Regions from separate parts of the Homo sapiens genome. Here region 2 is linked to region 1. The links are chromatin loops, found by intact Hi-C in ENCODE. Cell type or tissue: A673. All regions are shown on one strand. Each heading gives the region's core, and the rest is flanking DNA. Links, peaks and the distances in the headings are about the cores only.

What was found. Peaks named below come from ENCODE experiments on the same cell type or tissue, not always from the same donor. Only the 100,000 strongest peaks of a DNase experiment are listed, where the experiment ranks them.
Region 2: a loop joins it to region 1, with 3 times the contacts of the local background. A loop is called at or near these places in 7 of 110 quality-filtered maps.

The regions. Positions count from the first base shown.
Region 1 is chr10:29,375,441-29,379,835 of GRCh38, reverse strand. No RefSeq gene overlaps it. Among named protein-coding and RNA genes, the nearest start is that of SVIL-AS1, 32 kb to the left of the region's middle. In A673, for the core only: a CTCF peak has its summit at 2,292 (motif pointing left); a DNase peak (open chromatin) is centred at 2,285; H3K27ac peaks cover 1,651 bases.
Region 2 is chr10:28,661,554-28,665,948 of GRCh38, reverse strand. No RefSeq gene overlaps it. Among named protein-coding and RNA genes, the nearest start is that of BAMBI, 14 kb to the left of the region's middle. In A673, for the core only: a CTCF peak has its summit at 1,923 (motif pointing left); a DNase peak (open chromatin) is centred at 1,888.

The sequences.
Region 1 (4,395 bases), core at 317-4,316:
GTTAGCACTCACCTTCCATTGCTAGGGCACAGAAGAAGCGTGCCAAGGCCTTCTTGAGCTCATTTATGACATTCATGAATAAGAAAATTGTATCTTTCTGTGTTGAGTGCTATAGTGTCTTGGGAGGATCATAGTCAAAACATTCCTTATTAGAAAGGGCCTCTTAAACACAGCCGAGGCCTTCATAAAAAGTAATGTGAATATGTTTCCTGCAATTTGCAAGATGTATTTCAACATGTGTATAGACTGTTTATTTAATTTTCTGCATGCCTGAATATCTTCACTTGCATACAAATTCTCTATTGTAATTGGCCAGGGAGGCTGATTATAAACAATTTATAAGTCCAAGTGTTAACCACGTGTTTGGCACAGAGCTATGCCAGGACCACATTACCCAGTGCTCGAGAATGGAAATACCGACAGGCTGGATCTGAAGACTCAACTGTGGCATATATGGATGGTGGATCTCAAGGGCCAGCCTCTAGATTCACATGCAGAGGGAGACATGCCATTTACACAGTTAACCACACACCAACTATTTTGAGTGGGTTGCTTTGCATTTTACCACATGCATGCATTTAGTGACGTGAGATATTGTAATGTTGGCTTTCATTTCAAAGACAGTTATTTAAACATACTTAACCTGTATAATTCTTCCCTTTGCTGTTTAGATAGCTGAAAGATTGAAATTTGGAAATGGAATTTTCTTAGAGCTAGGAGAGATCTTACACACGATTCACCATTTTACTCTGTATGTTTTTCTAGGTGAGGTGCCTGAGGATGAGAGGGGGCAGGAAACCACCCAAGAGCACACAGCTTGTTTGGGACAAGGAGAAAAGTGGTGGGATGGGGTGTCAGCCCTTCTCATGTGTTCTAATCATCAGCCTGTCCTTCACTATTGGCTCCTTCCCTCCATCTGTAAATGCCATCAGATCCCTTTCTCCCAATGCAAATAAGTAAATAAGTAAACAGCCAAACACCAACCAAGCCCCCCAACCGACTCCCCCCTACCCTCAGTGCTCCTCTAGTAACTATCCTGACTCTCCTCTTCTCATCCACATTTTTTAAAAAGCAGCCGATATTGGGCTGTCTTCACATGCACTCTGTCCCCAGGCCACTCTCAGTGGGCCTCTTCCTGCTCCAAATCCAATGGGCTTTCTTCTCTCTTCTAGGGGACACTCGTCCTTTGTCCCTTCATACCCCCCGGTTTCTTTGACACCACCCTGCCCTGCTTCTGCCTGCGGCTCTCGGAACCCTCCTTCTGTCCTCCGCGAGCCTGTCTCCTCGCTGGCATGCCCACGTTCTGCAGGATTCTGTACCCGCTCATAGCCCCTCCCACTTTATGCTCTGTCCTGGGCCATGCTTTTCAAGCTCACGATCAACTACAGACAAAGTATGATGTCTCCCTGATTCTGAATGTCAATTCTGAGCTTCAAATCTAAATAGTCAACAGCTGGTTGGACATCTCCACCCGGAAGTACTACAGGAACTTCAAACTTAACGCATCCACAGTGGAATTCATGACCGGCCCAGGCACTGCATTTTCTTCATTTTTGTGTATCCAGCACCTAGCAGACAGCAGGCACTCAGGAATTGTTGGCTGAGTAAGCATCTTACTTGGAAGGCAGAGGGGCGGAAATGTTTGAGAATTATAGGAGTAGGTAAAAGTCCCAAAGTGATGCAAGGAATGTAGGTTGGAGTGTTCATCGAAACTGCGTTTCCTAGAAGTCATTATATGAAAAGGACACCACACGCGTATGTTTACCGCAGCACAATTCACAATTGCAGAGATGTGGAACCAACCTAAGTGCCCATCAACCAATGAGTGGGTAAGGAAAACGTGGTATATATACACCATGGAATACTACTCAGCCATTAAAATGGAGGAAATAATGTCTTTTGCAGCAACTTGGATGGAGCTGGAGGCCATTATTCTTCAGGAGTGGAAAACCAAAACCACATGTTCTCACTTATAAGTGGGAGCTAAGCTACAAGTATGCAAAGGCATACAGTGTGATATCATCGACTTTAGAGATGCAGAAAGGGGAAGAGCGCTAGGGATAAAAAACTACACATCAGGTACAATGTACACTATTCGGGTGCACTAGAATCTTGGAGTTCACCACTATATAATTCATGTTACAAAAGACACCCCAAAAACTATTGAAATAAAAAACAATTTTTAAAGAAAGAAACTGTTTCCTGATACACTCAAATAAAAGATTAAAATGCCAGGTCTTTGAAAATGAATGCTTCATGATTGGCCATTGTTTTCTAGCACCACCTAGTGGATATCCTGAGTCAGCCAGCGTGCCTTCTTTTTTTATTATTATTTTTTTATTTTTTGAGAAAGACTGTCACTCTGTTTCCCAGGCTGGAGTACAGCTGTGTGATCTTGGCTCACTGCAAACTCTGCCTCCCAGGCTCAAGCAATTCTCCTGCCTCAGTCTCTTGAGTAGCTGAGACTACAGGCGCGCGCCACGACGCCCGGCTATAGTTTTGTATTTTTAGTAGACACGGGGTTTCACCATGTTAACCAGGCTAGTCTCGAACTCCTGACCTCAGGTGATTCGCCGGCCACAGCCTCCCAAAGTGCTGGGATTACAGGGGTGAACCACCGAGTCCGGCTTTTTTTTTTTTTTTTTTTTTTTTGAGACAGGATCTCCCTGTGTTGCCCAGACTGGAGTACAGTGGTGCCATCTTGGCTCAACGCAACCTCTGCCTTCTGGGCTCAAGCGATCCTCCCACCTCAGCCTTCCTAGTAACTGGGACCACAGTCGCGAGCCACCATGCCGAGCTAATTTTTTTTTTTTGTATTTTTTGTAGACACTTGGTTTCGCCATATTGCCCAGGCTGGTCTCAAACTCCTGGACTCAAGCCGTCCACCTGCCTCAGTCTCCCAAAGTGTTGGAATTACAGGTGTGAGCCACTGTGCATGGCCATCTTCATCTTTTAATTAAAAATGATATCTCAATTAACGATTTGCACTGTAATAGCACCTACCAAACCTACTAATTTTACATACATTACCTCATCTCATCTCCAAAACAAGGCACTCATTATTCTCCCCATTTTACAGGTTAGAAAACAAAACTTTAGAAGGTTGAGGAACTTGCCTTTCTCATAATTGTTTCCAACACTAAGCCTTCGCCATTCTGCCATAGAACTTTGCACTTTTATTCTACTGTTTTATTTCGTTGTTGCTATTTTACGTTATCTTTTAAAGAACACTAGTAGTTAGTTTATAGGGCTCCTAGACTATGTATGAGATATCAGAGTTGCAAAAATTCATTATAGATATAGCATTAGGCCAGGCGCAGTGTCCCATGCCTGTAATCCCAGCACTTTGGGAGGCCGAGGAAGGAGGATTGCTTGAGCTCAGGAGTTCAAGACCAGCCTGGGCAACATAGTGAGACCCCATCTCTACTATATATATATATATATATATATACATATATGTATACACAATGTGTATATATAGTGTATATATATGCAATGTATATATAGTATATATACAATATATATACTATATATGAAAACTATTTTTTAGACAAAATATTTTTTCTAATAATATTTTAGAAAAAATTTTTCTTTTCTAAAGGAAAATTCTAAAATTTTCTTTTTCTAAGAGAAAAATGTATATAAACATAGAAACAGTATCAACAATAACAACAAAAACAAAGCACATGCTGCCTCCAGGCATTGTTACAGCTTCCTAGGTATCATCTCACTTAATCCTTGCTTCCTATATATCATCTCACTTAATTCCCGTGACCACTCCGTGAATAAGATATTCTTATTATCCCTATTTTGTTTTCCCAAGGACACCAGCTAGTAGTGGATCCTAAATACAACCAGGCAGTCTGACTCCAGAGTCAAGATCTTAACTCATATCAGAGCAAACAGCATCGGGAAGACACTGGAAGGGTCAAACGTACCTTGACACTTGTTCACTCATTTGATTTCCATGATAACAGAGATTTAAATATTTGGTCTACATCTAATGCACCCTTTTCAGTGCCAGGTATGGTGGCTTTCCAAAAGCAAAATTTCAGAGTCCACTTATTGAATGAATGATCTGTATTAAGAGAACATTGGATGATGATGGCTTAATGTGTCCATCATTGCATATAGCTTATTTCCTTTTTATTAAGAACTTACTGGAGGCCAGGCACTGTGGCTCATGCCTGTAATCCCAGGAAGACCAAAGTGAGTGGGTTGCTTGAGCTCAGGTGTTCAACACTAGCGAAACCCTGCAGGTACAAAAAATAAAAAATTAGCCAGGCATGGGAGTGTGACCTGTAGACCCAGCTACTAGGAGGGCTGAGGTGGGAGGATCACCTGAGCCCATGGAGGCTGAGGCTGCAGTGAACTGTGATCACACCACTGCACTTT
Region 2 (4,395 bases), core at 262-4,261, 710 kb after region 1:
GAGACGGGGTTTCACCATGTTCACCAAGATGGTCTTGATCTCCTGACCTCATGATCTGCCCGCCTCAGGCTCCCAAAGTGTTGGGATTACAGGCGTGAGCCACCGTGCCCAGCCCATAAGCAGGATCTTGATTCACGTTTAGGATCCATTTTAAACCAATGGGAGTCTCCCAAACGTGTATTCTGTATGACTGAAAGGCACTTTCTCTCTCCCTTTTCTGACCAGTCTCTAAACAATGCCTCATGTCCATTTTGTTTTGGTCAACAACTGGACAGATTTAACTTTCGATGGATTAAAGGTAAATTCTGTCTGGCAGGCTCTACCAATCTTCCTTATAAGTTATTTCATATCATGGCCGGGCACAGTGGCTCACACCTGTAATCCCAGCACTTTGGGAGGCCGAGGCGGGTGGATCACCTGAGGTCAGGAGTTCAAGACCAGCCTGGCCAACATGGTGAAACCCTGTCTCTACTAAAAATACAAAAATTAGCCGGACCTGGTGGTGGGCACCTGTAATCCCAGCTACTCGAGAGACTGAGGCAGGAGAATCGCTTGAACACGGGAGGCGGAGGTTGCAGTGAGCTGAGATTGTGCCACTGCTCTCCAGCCTGGGCAACAAGAGTGAAACTTTGTCTAAAAAAAAAATCATTTCATACCGTATCATAATTCCAGACAAAAAAGGCAGAGGAAGGAGGTGGGAGAGAGAGGAGGGAAAACCCAAGTAGATCTGATATCTTTCTTTAAGGAGCAGTCATAGTTTATTTTCCCTGCTTTTGCTAACACTTTTCCTTGGTAAGTACCTCTTGAGGTGTACCTACTGGAGGTGTACTGGACCTTCCAGTACCAGGAATAGATCACCATATCCCAGCCTCTTGGCTTTTCTTCTCTTGAAAACACTGTCCTCCCCAGTCCCCTCCCAAGTTTTCTGCACATCACATAGCCTGGTAGCAAGAGAAGCAGCTTATGCTCCAAACCATCAAACCCTCTTTATTTTTTTTCTTTTTTGAGACATAGTCTCACTCTGTTGCCCAAGCTGGAATGCAGTGGCACAATCTCGGTTCACTGCAACCTCCGCCTCCCAGGTTCAAGCGATTCTCCTGCCTCAGCCTCCCCAGTAGGTGGGACTACCGGCACGCACCACCATGCCCGGCTAATTTCTTTTGTATTTATTTTTAGTAGAGATGGGGTTTCACCATGTTGACCAGGCTGGTCTCGAACTCCTGACCTCGTGATCCACCTGCCTTGGTCCCCCAGAATGCTGGGATTACCAGTGTGAGCCATCGTGCCCAGCCTCAAACCCTCTTTTATCAAATGTTTGGATTCTTACACGTACATCATTCAAGTTACTTAAAATAATGTGTTCAGGCCAGGCCTGGTGATTCATGCCTGTATTCCCAGAGCTTTAGGAGGCCAGACTGGGGAATTGCTTGAGGCCAGGAGTTAAAGACCAGATTGGGCAACATAGTAAGAACCTTCTCTACAAAAAATATGAAAATTAGCCAGGCATGGTGGTGCATTCCTGTAGCCCCTTAGTCGGGAGGCTGAGGCAGGAAGATTGTTTGAGCCCAGGAGTCCGAGGCTGCAATGAGTTCTGCTCAAACCACTGCCTTCCAGCCTGGGCAACACAGTGAGGCCCTGTCTCTAAATAATAATAATAATAAATAATAATGCTGTGTTCATTCTCTAGAGAATAATTATGTTCCAAGCTCTAAAAGACTGAGGCGAGGGGAAGCAAGCAAACAAACAAAAAACCCACCAGGGTAACCACTGTTTCTTCAGCCAACACTGGAACTTTGGCATCTCTTATTACTTTTATTTTCCAGAGAATAAAATGCCCTCTTAACGGAGCCCAGAGCTTTCTCTTCCATCCTCCCGCAGGGAGGGAGAGGTCCTGTCGCAGGTCTTTCTCGCCCTCTTGTGGTGAGAGGGAAGCAGCGCTCAGCTGGGAAGACAGCAGCTGCTGTTTGCTGTTGATACAAGAAGCAAGGTCGTTCTAGGAAATATTTAGACTCGATATTTTAATGACTCTGTCTCCATGTCATGCAATGATCTCAGTAAAAGAGGACTGTGACCCCTGTTCCCAGAGTCTTTTTAAGGCTTCAGACAATAATGAGCCAAATTCCCTTTGTGCATAAGACAGAGAAGAGGTGGTGTTACCTCCAGCAGGTGCATATATGCCATGAAGTGCAACAGTGGCCATTGTTCTAAATAAATCACCCTTGCCTAAGAGTGTGTGCCACCCACCAGAAGGGAGAGTTTCTATTCTGGGCCATCCGAGTTCATTTCTGGGTCTTAATATTTTTGAATGGAAATGTGCTAACTGAACAGTACAAGGCATCATTCCTAATCTCTATGATCTAAACCTGGCCTTTTTTTCCCCTACAAATTTAGAAACTTTTTGTTTGTTTGTTTGTTTGTTTTTGAGATGGAGTTTCACTCTTGTTGCCCAGGCTGGAGTGCAGTGCAGTGGTGTGATCTTGGCTCACTGCAACCTCCACCTCCTGGGTTCAAGTGATTGTCCTGCCTTAGCCTCACAAGTAGCTGGGATTACAGCCTCCCAAGTAGCTGGAATTAGCCACCATGCCTGGTTAATTTTTGTATTTTTAGTAGAGATGGGATTTCACCATGTTGGCCAGGCTGGTCTTGAATACAAACTTTTTGACTGACTCTGACTTTAAAAAGCAAACAAACAGGAAGCCCCCAAACAGATGAATTAAGAAATGATCCCCTCCTTTCCTGATCTATATAACACCAAATGATGGGCGACTGAATTTTTGTCCCTAACTGAAACTGACAGCATTGTATTAACAGGAACTCTTATCCAGTTGGAGACCAAAGCCAAGAGACTAACAGGAAAAATCAGCCTCTAACTCTACATTAATCCCCAGTCTATACTGATCATATTAATCATATAGTTCATGCGGATGCTAAGAGCTATGTGAGACCACATCAGCCACTCTTTAAATTAAATGATGGGGGCTGGATGCGGTGGCTCACGCCTGTTATCTTAGCACTTTGGAAGGCCGAGGCATGTGGATTACTTGAGCCCAGGAGTTTGAGATCACCCTGGGCAACACAGTGAAACACTGTCTCTACAAAAAATACAAAAATTAGCCAGAAATGGTGGCATGTGCCTGTAGTCCCAAATTCCTCAGAGGCTGTGGTGGGAAGATCGCTTGAGCCATGGAGATTGAGGCTGCAGTGAGCCATAATCATGCCACTATACTCCAGACTGGGCAACAGAGCGAGATCCTCTCTCAAAAAACAAACAAAAATTAATTAATTAATTAATAAAAATGAGGCTGGGCACGGTGGTTCACGCCTGTGATCCCAGCACTTTGGGAGGCTGAGGCGGGTAGATCACCTGAGGTCAGATGTTCGAGACCAGCCTGGCCAACATGGTGAACTCTGTCTCTACTAAAAATACAAAAAATGAGCCAGGCGTGGTGGCGGAAGCCTGTAATCCCAGTTACTCGGGAGACTGAGGCAGAAGAATTGCTTGAACCCAGGAGGCAGAGGTTGCAGTGAGCAGAGATTGTGCCATTGCACTCCAGCCTGGGTGACAGAGTGAGACTCCATCTCAAAAAAAAGAAAGATCACATCTGTCTCTGATTTTACAGTTGAGGGGACCAAGACTAGGTTAAATGGCTTCCTCAAGGTCACACCAACTGCACCGAAGCTCTGAGTTCAGGACACCACCCTCCATCTCAAAGGCTGGGAAGCTATGAAGGGATCATCACTGGCAAATAGTGGTTTGTTTCTCCTTGAACAGGATGTGGCAAGAAATTGTTAAGAGAGGGAGGAGAAGGGAAGGAGAGGAAGGGGAGAGACTTTATAGCTGAAAATATGGGCTGTTTTTGAGTTGATTAAATAACTACCACTCCCAAACTTGTCTCAGTTTCTATGAGCCTAAAGTAAGGAATTCTGGGAATGAGTTTTAGGTCATTCTTGGATTTCAGCTTTCAGTTACAGGAAGCAACCTGTCTAGGGAGCTGTCAGTAGCTGCTTTCTCCAATGCTTCATTTTATTTGCAAGGTCCTTCTGCACAGAGCTTGGCCTTCTCCTATGGAAAAATGCTCTATGGGAAATTCCTGACCCTCACACCAGTCAGGGAAATGGCTTCCATGGAAGGGACACCCCAGGGCCCCTGGGGTCCATACCTGGTTCCATTTCAAGGACCATAAATGGGAGACCCACCAATCGCTAAGGACCTGGAGATGATTTTATCTTCCAGGCTGAAACTGCCTTTGAAAGATGACGATAGTGAGGGAGGTGTAGCATGGCTGACTCCATCTTGCTCTAGCCTCACAGGCTGGCTGTCTTTGCTCACACCTGGGCATAGGCCAAGTTAACCATGGGAGGAATTTAGTTTATAGTTTAAGTTGGAAGCAAGAA